Regions from separate parts of the Homo sapiens genome. Here region 1 is linked to region 2. Evidence: chromatin loops called from intact Hi-C (ENCODE). Cell type or tissue: psoas muscle. All regions are shown on one strand. Links, peaks and the distances in the headings refer to the core of each region. The heading gives the core; the rest is flanking DNA.

Region 1 (5,384 bases), core at 219-5,218, 57 kb before region 2:
ACCTGTTTTTATAAATAGGGTTTTATTGGAACACAGCCACTCCCATATCGTCTATGGCTGCTTCTGCACTACAACAGCAGAGCTGAGTATTTGGAATGGAGATGATCATATGGCCCACAGGCCTAAAGTATTTCCTGCTGGTCCTTTAAGAAAAAGGTTGTTACCCCCCATTCTAGGATGGTTGGTCTGGGGAGGCCTCCCCTGGGATGACTCATCTCTGTTCCACATGTTCTCTCATCCTCCAGGAGGCTAGCCTGGAATTCTTTATATGATGCCCTCAGGGGTAAAAAAAAAAAAAAAAAAAAAAAAAAAAAGTGGGGGCGGCAGGGGGTGGGGTGGCAGCAGGACCTACTGCTTTACACCAAACTGCCTGCTGGACATGCCTCAAGGATTTCATATTCAACCTGTCCAGACTGGAACTCGTTAGTTTATCAATGTATAGGCTTTTTTTTTTTTCTCCAAGTTTCTGCTTACCTTACGTTTTCTGTTATGCCTTTGGTAAAAGCAAGTCCTATGGCTAAGCCCCGAGTCAGCTTTGGAGGGACCACCCAAGACTCTGTAAGGAAGGAATTCTTGCAGCCATTTGAAAAACAGTCCACCACATCAGCCCATTCTTCCCGACCCCAGTGTCCAGCATCAAGCACGTGATAGGTACATGCTTGCTGAATTGAATTAAAAATATAAATGGAATTTTTGGAGGAAGGGAGTATATTAAATAGTTATTGTGTAAGTACCATGTACCAGGTGCTGGGATACAATGATGTACAAAGCATGCAGTTCCCATCCTCAAGGAGCACACAGTCAAACATCAATTCAGTGCATCCTTTCTATCCATTTGTGGAATGGGCTTTCTCTCTAGGATTCTCATTAAGGATCTTTAGCGTTTAACTATGGCTCTACCATCCATTTGTTATTTCCTGTCTACCCCTACTACCCACTTATTAGCTGGACTTTTCAAGCCTGCACAAGGCCTGCTTTAGGATGCCCCTGCTTCCAGCCTCTTCTTAACTGGTCCCCCTGTACAGGCTCCTAATGCCCCACTTTCATCAGGCTGCTCCTTGCTCAGGAGCCTAACCCATTCACCAAATTGAGCCCAGATCTCTAATATCCTAGAGCAAGCAGCCCATCATGGTCCCCATGCTCCTTCTTGTCTGGACCGCTTCTTGTCTGGACCATATTCCTCAGAATATTTGCTGTGCATCCTATGTCCATGCCTCACTTGTCCTTTCTGCGTAGGGTATCTCCCCTTCCCATATGTGCCTGTTGAGATACTACGCATCTGTCAAGGCCAGGCCAGGTGCCACCCCCTCCATGCTGCTTCCTTGGTTGACCCTACTGAAAGTTATTTCCTCTTCTGCATTCACAAGGTGCCAAGTTGTGAATGCTACTCAAATGGCACATATCACATTCTGTTTAGCATTTGAGTTATCCTGAGTCATCCACTTCGTGCATTGCACTCTTCTGGAGATTAAGGACCCAATCTTATTCATTTTCATTTTCTTCTGAATGCCTTGCATAAGGGAGACTTTTGGTAAAATTTCGTTTTATGAATAAATAACTGATATTTGCATAGCACTTTTGCCATTTCCCAACTCTTTCATTTGCCATATTTCTAAGAGGCCATTGGTTTAAATATATTATGTACCACCAAGAAAGAAAGAGTTAATTAAAATATAAGCCACCAACTATAAGATATATCCTTATTTCTGAAATATCATTAGATGAAAAAATGTACAGACTGGAATCTGTGACATACAGAATATTAAATCCAGTTCAGATATCTATCGGTATCCAATTAGACATTTATAAAACACCTAAATATGCCAGGCATTAGAATCTCACAACAGCCATATGAAAGAGGTAGGGTGGGTAGTAGTATTCCCATTTTACAGAGGAAAAAATTGAAGTTCAAAAGGGCTCCAATGCTTGTTCAGAGTGAAACAAATATAAGTAAAAGAGCCAAAGCTTATGGCATTAATCTTATGGTTAAAACAAAGCTGCCTTCCTAAAATCACCTGTGGGTATCAAAACCTGTAAGTCACCTCTAAGTCTTATTATCAGTGTGCACCTTTTTCTTTCTTTTTATAGCACTACCTACCCAAAATTATATGCACATCATTTGGCCTTTCAATTTGTTTTTTCCAGCTGTATTGTTTTGTCATGTTTACCCCAAGAACATCCTGTTACTTGGCATAACATAATGTAATGTGATGTGATATTTCATGCTTCTTAGGAAAAATTAGAATGATTGTTGGATGCTTAGATTTTTCTTGGGAAGTAATTAGCAGGCAGAATCTCTGTCACACACACACCCCCATAGGAGTTTCTCAACCATCATTAGCCTCAAAATAGTAGAAGGCTTTCCAAACCCAACACTTCACTTAATTAATTACCTCATCTGAATACTTGCTTTTGGATTTTAAGAAATACTTTGTGGAATATGCAGTTGAGAGACAAAACATTTTATTGGTATATTCAGATATTTGTTACATTTTAGAAGGAATTGGTATGTGCACATTTTGACTTTTACATAAAGCTCAAGCTGATTTTAAAGAATAGGTACACTAAAAACTCTTTTCCCTATACATCTGGTTGTATTTTCATTTTATTCAAATTGCCAGGTAAAAGAAGAAAAACGCAAGTGGAAGAGACTTCTCAGATCAGCAGGAACTGGAATGTGTTCAAGTCTTGGCAGAGCCAGGTCAGCCTTTCATCTGTCTAAAGGAGACGTGTTGAAATACCCACACTGCTCTCAGGATTATTCAGACTTTGTTTGAGTAGTTTGTCAATTGCTGGTCACTACACTTTAGGGAAAAAAAAAAAACAGTTGGAGAGAAGGGAAAGAGGCAAGATTAGCCAAATGATACAAGATAAGATCTGTAAAGGAAAATCAAGAGAAAGAGGTTGTTTGGCTTAGAGAAGAAAAAGTAAAGTTAATTTCTAATTTCAAATACATAAAGGTCTTTGGGTGAAGAAAATTACAGTTCAGCTGTATCCTATGACCATTAATCACAAAACAAGAGGAAATTGCTATTTGTGCTAAATACGTGGCATTGTGACAGCATCCTAGAAGTAATTCCCAAGGGATAGTGAGGTGTCCATTCTAAGACCTTTAGGATTCAGTTGCCTAAAGTGGATACGAGACCAAACTAGAAGTCCTCTAAGACCTCTTTAGCTGTATATTGAGTTAATCACCTACTTTTATAACTACCCAAACAACTTTCAGATCATAATTATCAGATATATTCTTTAGCTTCTACCACTAGCCGTTGTGACATGGGTAAATTTGAAGCTAGGGTGGAGTAGACCTCATGAGAACTTGGCAAATAAAGATTACTCAGCTCCCAAGTCCTTATGTAATATAGGTGTCCTAGCCCTTCTGTCTTGTAGGTCATATGATGGCTCACGCCACACACATGTTCCACGTCACCTCTTAAAGACTTGTGGGTGCTTAATCTTTGAAGAGTATTTTCCCTGAAAATATTCCCTTTCTTTCCTGCATGATCAGTTTCTCCCTTTGTACTAAATCTTTCCCATTGGCATATAAAATCTTTAATACTGCCCCAGGAAAAAACTTCTTGTGTCACATTCTCCTTTAGCTTCTACTCCACTTTACTGCTCCCTTTCACACAAAACACTTCGAACTTCTTGTCTATAGGTATTATCTAGACTCATCTCCTGTTATCCTTGACACACTCCATTAAAGTCTCTGACACCACTGCTTCACCAGAACTGTTCAGATCAAAGCTACCAATGACCACCTTGTTGCCGCATCTTCCTCAGCTTCTCAATAGCTTCCAGCACAGTCAATCACTCCCTTCTTCCTGGAACCCACTTTTCTCTGAGCCTCCATGACAGCTCCTCTCGTGGATTTTTTTTTCCTTCTCAATCACCACTGCTGTCTCCTCCTCTGTTAGTTTCTGAATTGGTGTGCCCTGAGGCTCAGTCTGTCCCTATGTTTTCTCTCTGCACTCTCACTTGTTATCTCCTCTGCTCCCAAACCTTTATGGCAGCAACTCCCCAATTTATATCTTCAGCCCAGCTCTCTCCCCTAAATATCAGACTTAGATACCCAACAGGGTACTTGACATGTCCACTTGGATGTTTGATAATCATTTCAAACTTAACATATTCAAAACAGAACTCTTAATTTCTACCCACGCCCTAACCTACACAAACACTGGAAACTGTCCATCTCCCAATTATTCTTATCTCAATAAATGAAATGACACCACCAGCCATCAACCAGGGATCCTGTACCTCACCTTCCACATCCAAACTATCAAAAGCTCCTCCTGTTTTATGCCCAATCAGATATCGAGTCATTTCACCTCTTTCTGTCTCCTCTGCTACTTCTCTCAGACATGTTGCTTCAATTTCTCACCTGAACTACTACATTAGCCTCCTACCTGGCTCTGCTTTCATTCCTGCCTCCCTGCAGTTCATTCTTACAGAGAATCTAGAAAAAGCTCTTCAAAAGCAACAATCAGATGTCACTCTCCTACTTTCTAAAAACTTTTAAAGAGGACCTCTTCTTCTGCCAGTATAACAGACTTTGTACTCCAAAGGATATCTCTGTTGCATTTTAGAACTCCTAGGAAGTAATGAAAATATCTAAGAAAAAAAATACAAGTAGCTAAGTGCATATATGTCAACAGTAAACAAGCCAGAAAAGGCAGAATTGGCCATCCCTTGTGTTTGTGTGTGACGGTCATGTGGGGGTGCAAATGGGGACCGTACTGCAACTCCCAGTTTAAGCCTGGGATTCTAGAAGGGAGATAAAATAGCCCAGGTTGGTAGTACCACTAAATTCCAGATAAAGCAAATGTAATTTAGGCTTCTAGTTTTTTTTCACAGATTGGGATCTTGAGCTTTCAAAAAAGATTATCAAACAAGGAAACAAACCACCGTGAGTGAAAATCAGCAAAACTAGCGTTAATATATTAATTACTCCTTCCCCACCAAGGGCTTTAGATGTTTGAAGTATCAGATAAGAAGAAACTAGACTACCTTATATAAAGAAAAATTAACTTAAATATAGACTACAAAAATGGTGAATGGTGAACAACAATGGTCTCTCACAATCACCAGGCACTTCTGAAAAAGAGCTAAAGAAAACCTTCAGTAATAAAAAAAAATTATCAAAAAATTTAGTGGATAAGCTTTTTTGTAATGGACTAATTAATGAACTGGAAAATAAAACTAAAATAGTTTCATGCAATGGAGCACAGACAAAGAGATGGAACTATAAGGAAGAGAGGTTAATAAGTTTGGAGGGCAGAATAAGCAAGCCTAACTAAAGCCTATTTAGAGCGTGAAAGGCAACAAAAATATGCAGAATGGAGATGAGACAATGTTTAAAGAGATTGTGGCTCAGAATTTTT
Region 2 (5,384 bases), core at 301-5,300:
TAGGTGCCATGTCCCCACTCAGGAGTTGATGTCCAAGTCACATGTTAGGTCTGTGGCATAGTCAGTTTCTATTTGATACACTTAAAGTCTCAGAGGCACAGAATGTGAATATCTTTCTTGAAGGGAACTGAACCTCACCTGTGGCTCAGTCACTTGTAGTTTCTAGTTCACTTACCCTTCAGGTTTTGAGTGGTTCAGCCTAAGTTTGGCACAGTCCTAGATGTGGGATCTGAATCATTGCTATGATTTCTGTCTTTCAGATGGTGTAAGGATCACTAGATTTCCCTTGAGAGTAAAAGATCGAAAGCATTCACAGCACCTTCTTTGCTTGGGGGAAAAATAAAAGCAACTAGTAATTTTCACCATTAATTCAGTAAGATTCTAAGAAGTGTAAACTTGCTTTTCTCACCGTTGTTGAAAACAGCCCACTCAGGTTTCTTAATCACATCAGTGAATACGGTTATTTTGGCACTTTGGGAACACTAGTAGCTGGACCTGGTCTGTCCAGAGATGACATTTAATTGGATGGTTTAAGTTGTAGGACCCCAAAAGATGGGCTTCACAATGGCAAACCATTAAATGGTCATCCTTTGAACCATATATACACTACCTCTTGGTTCATCATCCTGACTTCCGTCATTCCTATGGGACTAAGGATAATACTTTGTGTTCGGGCAGAATCATTCCCTGTGTACCACCAGCGCGGTGTGCATCTCTTGGGCCACCACCAACAGTTACACAAGCTTTGTACTTTGTAACTCCCAGGAGTACAACTCACATCCATAGTTTTTGCAAATAGATTCCCTAGAGTTGTGTGGTGTTTGACTAAGCAGCTCTTCACAGTGATCTTAGGAGAAACCAAAGACCCCATCACCCAGATATGATGCTGATGGTTACAACCAGTATTAAATCACAGAAGTCACAAACCAGACGCCTTCAGGGGCCTGGCAAATAATATAAATGAGTGAAGTAGGTTGTATATAGGACAGTAGGAAGTGATGGGGCAAGCACCTGCTCCACCAAAAGGCATCTAAATTCAACAAAAAACAAGAAGCCAGGTGCAGTAGAGTGCACCTGTAGCCCCAGCTACTCAGGAGGCTGACACAGGAGGATCCCTTGAGCCCAGCAGTTCGAGACAAGCCTGGGCAACATAGCAAGACCCCATCTTTAAAAAAATAATAACTTGGGAGGCCGAGGCGAGCAGATTATGAGGTCAGGAGTTTGAGGCCAGCCTGCCCAACATGGTGAAACCCCATCTCTACCAAAAATACAAAATATTAGCCAGGCATGGTGGTGTGTGCCTATAATCCCAGCTACTCAGGAGGTTGAGGCAGGAGAATGGCTTGAACCTGGGAGGCGGAGGTTGCAGTGAGCTGAGATCACGCCATTGCACTCCAGCCTGGGTGACAGGGCGAGACCCTGTCTCAAAAAAAATAATAATAATAATTAAAATTTTAAAACACTATTTGTGTTTGTCTATTTGATAGACAAACAAGATATGGGTAGTGGAGGTTTCTTCAAATCCCAGACCCTTGTTAAGCAACATCTGCTATTACCCCTGCTGAGCAGGAAGGCAACCAGCTGATAAAAATGAGGACTGGGGCCAGGTGCAGCAGCTCACACCTGTCATCCTGGTACTTCAGGAGGCCAAAGCGGGAAGACCACTTGAGTTCAGGAGTTCAAGACTGTCTTGGGCAACATAGGGAGACCCCCATCTCTACAAAAGATTTAAAAATTAGCTAGAGGTGGTGGCACACACCTGTGGTCTCAGCTACTCAGGAGGCTGAGGAGGGAGGATTGCTTGAGCCCAGGAGATCGAGGCTGCAAGTGAGCCATGATCACACCAGTGCACTCCAGCCTGGGTGACAGAGTGAGAACGTGTCTCAAAAAAATAAATAAATAAATAAGGACTGCATAAGCACTAGCGTTTTCACATTCGTATCCTTGTTACATACTCAAAATAGAATGCTCCATTACCACTCCACATACCACTAGCAAGTAGGTAGCTAGAGAGATCCCAACACTAGAAGCAAAAGGACAGATCAGCTAAATGACATACTGGGGCTGGGATAAGGAGTGGGGACTGGGTACCAAGTAACGGGAAGGCCGAGGAATGGCAGCTGCACTGTAGCCAGGGGATCCTGAGCTGGCCTTTCCTTAACTGCGCTGTTGGGGACATACTTAACTAGCTGTCCTGCCATGAGGACTAGGTGAGATGATAAATACAAAAATTCTCAGCACAGCCCTTATCCTCTAGTAGGCATTTGACAAACGTAAGTCTCTTTTTAAAGGTGGAGTCTTGCTCTGTTGCCCAGGTTGGACTGGAACTCTTGAGCTCAAGGGATCCTCCTGCCTTGAATTATTTACCAAAAATACAATACCAAGGCAGTAAAGTGTAAAGGAAACTGGGATACAAATGTATATGACATAACCTTAAAGTTTCTTTTTAGATCAAATCCCTGATAATTGCTTATTTCCATGGCATTGGAAAAGGCATTTTAAATAAGAGGCACACTGTATAGACATCGCACAAAAATCTATTTGGCCTTTTAAGTGAGAATTTGCTGTGTGTTCTCATTTAAGTGAGAATTTGCTGTGTGTTGATTTTCTTTCTTCCTCCCCCTGTAAAATGATTATCATCCCTGCATCATCTACATCCTCGAAACCATTGAAACATTCTGGTTGCTCACGTATCTGAAATCTTCAGGTAGAACTAGATCCTTTTTTTCTTATGAAACGCAAATTCATACTTTCAGTAATCCAGCTCTAAGTATCTTGTTGATGGAACATGCAAGCCAGCCCCAGTGGCATTTTCTTTTGAGGCTCTGTCATTGTTTCTGAGGCCTCCTTTGAAGAGCCCTCCCCCTCTGCTCAGGGCACCTGCCTGTGGACCCACGTGCTGGGCATTGTTTTCCTGACTTGCTGTGTGCACACTGAAATGTCCCTGCAGGCTCAATGGTAATTGTCACACTTAGCTCAGTGAGTGATTTCATAAAATTTGAATTAAGTGGTAAATAAGCAGACATTCTAAATACTACCTTAGAAAGTAGCTTTCTGGAACTAATCGGCATTTGGTTCATAGGATATAAGAAAAACCATTAGATTAGCTCCTTGGAAATCTTTAAACCTCATCATAATCCTATCGCCAAATTTGAATCAACTTCTGGCCCTGCCCTCCTCTTAGTCACATTTGACCCATCTACACTCCCTTGGCAGCCAACCGCTGTGCTCCTCAAGGGGGCCAGCACAGCCAGGCCTGAGAGTTCCTCCTAGGAGCCTGAAACTTCCGAACACAAACTGCCACTCCTCCCCCCAACTCCCCATCCACCTTAGGCCAAACCCAGATCTGCCGTCCAGCGACTGTCCAGTTGTGCAATTCCACCCCCAAATCCCAATTCCTGATGAGCCACGCCATTACCAGCACATTAGAGCCACTCACAGAGCCCAGCATAGTCTCTAAACTGAAAGACAGACAAAAATAGAGGGAGGCCTCCTTCTAGAAATCAAGGAATAATTGAATTATCTTGCGTTTTTAAAAAAAAACAAATGGCAATCCCTAGGATTTCTAGGACTTGAGTGTTTGTTCCCCACTGAAAAACACACCCAGGTAATTGTGTCAGCAAATAGTAGGAGATAAGCCACTGTACTTAGTACTTTCATTACATAATAAAGCAGATCATTCAATTTTATAATGAGTAAGTATATGTTTTGCTAAGAGATGAAGAGAAAGTAGTTGATGTGCTAAGCATTGCAGGGCCGTTCTTCCACTGCTCATTAGTATGACACCTCCTTAGCTATAGTCATGGAGGCCATTTCGGGCTGGATGCCAGCCATGACGGAAGTAGCATCACAACTATGAAGTTCAGTCTTATGGCGTGTCAAGTTCAGAGGACAGGGAGGGGATGTGCTTCCTTAGAAGATGCTCAGCCCACAGTGGGTTTGCACATCAACACTATTCTTACGTGGCTGCCTGGCTCCTTGACAGAATGCTAGGGGAAAAGTGGCTGTTAAAAGGTTACTGCCAAGGTCTCACCACCTTTCTCTGGCTTGCTTCCTGTGTCCTTGTACCCTCTAGAGAAGGGGACGGGTTCATGCAGGGAACAGCTACAGGCTGGGGGTGAGTATGGCCCCTGCAGGTAGACCTTATGTTTTCCTCGGTATAAATAGATTTCAGGTTTGTGCTCGCTTGTGCTCACTATCTTTTGCTTTCTCTCTCTCACTCAACATTTTGGGGCAAATCTCACTTTTCAGTGCTATACAGGAAAGAAAGCTGACCCAGAAGGATTCTAAAGAAAAGGCATTTGTTGTTAAGTCTTAACCACAGGCTGCAATAAAGAACATTCCTGCAGCAGTACTGCCAAGCACAGATGCCAACAAGGAAATTATGGAATCTTCTTGTCTGGAAGTTTTTAGAGGATATGAAAGCTGTTAATGTCTCTGGGATGGTTTAGGTTCAGTCTTAAGGAAGCAATAAGACAGTCATGATTATCTTTGGGCAACCCTTTCAGTATGTAATAGTACAGAAAGTAGTTAACGCCACAGCACAGGGTGACAACAGCATTCTGAGCCTGAGGGTGAGGACAAGGGAAGGTGGAGTTTTGGTGGGAAACAGGGGTGAAGTCTTTGGGAAGTGGCATGACCAGGATGAGAAGGGCAAAACACTCACTTAGCCCAGAGCACAGAGCCTGCCCTTTGGCCTCACCCCATTCACCTAAACAAAACTCTGAAGAAGACACCACCACTCTTTACCTGAAAAAGAGTAATGGGCAGATTTTTTTAAACTAGGATCATCAGCCTTGAGGGGCTGGGAAAACCACACTCTGCACCTTGGTATCACTGCATGTGAGGTCTTCAGCAAACTAGTCTTCCTCTCTGGGCTTCTGTTTCCTCACTCATTTATTTATTCATTCAACAAATATTTGTCAAGACCCTGCTATGTAACCAGGAGACATCATTCTAGGTGCTAGGCGAACCTAGCTCACATTCCAGTGGGGAGGAGGAGGAAAAAGAGGAAATTAATCAGTGTTAAATATACTTTGTTAGATGCCATTGAGGAAAATAAAACAGAGAAGGGAGTTAGGATACAAGTATTACAATTTTAAGAAGAGTGATCAAGAAAAGCCTGTTCAAGGGGGTGACTTTTGAAGAGAGACCTGGAGCAGGTGAGGGAGCTGGCTGTGCTGATGTCTAGGGAAAGGGTGAGCCAGACAGGAGGAATCACAAGGAGGCTGTGGTGGGCAGGGCGTGTTTGCCACCCAGGAGCAGAGTGAGCCAAGGCAGGGTGGGGAGAGGTGAGTCAGAGAGGTGATGGTCCAGACTGTGCACCTCACTGAGCGATTGGTCTTTTTTTGGAACGAGCTGGCCACTGGAGAGTTTCACAGGTC

The links. Peaks named below come from ENCODE experiments on the same cell type or tissue, not always from the same donor. Only the 100,000 strongest peaks of a DNase experiment are listed, where the experiment ranks them.
Region 1: a loop joins it to region 2, with 1.8 times the contacts of the local background. A loop is called at or near these places in 1 of 110 quality-filtered maps.

The regions. Positions count from the first base shown.
Region 1 is chr6:90,060,201-90,065,584 of GRCh38, reverse strand. All of the region lies in intron 5 of BACH2 (BACH transcriptional regulator 2), which reads left to right. Among named protein-coding and RNA genes, the nearest start is that of GJA10, 170 kb to the right of the region's middle. In psoas muscle, for the core only: no CTCF peak of the experiment used is centred there; no DNase peak of the experiment used is centred there; H3K27ac peaks cover 309 bases.
Region 2 is chr6:90,003,135-90,008,518 of GRCh38, reverse strand. The region is part of intron 6 of BACH2 (BACH transcriptional regulator 2); the gene reads left to right. Among named protein-coding and RNA genes, the nearest start is that of GJA10, 110 kb to the right of the region's middle. In psoas muscle, for the core only: no CTCF peak of the experiment used is centred there; a DNase peak (open chromatin) is centred at 3,268.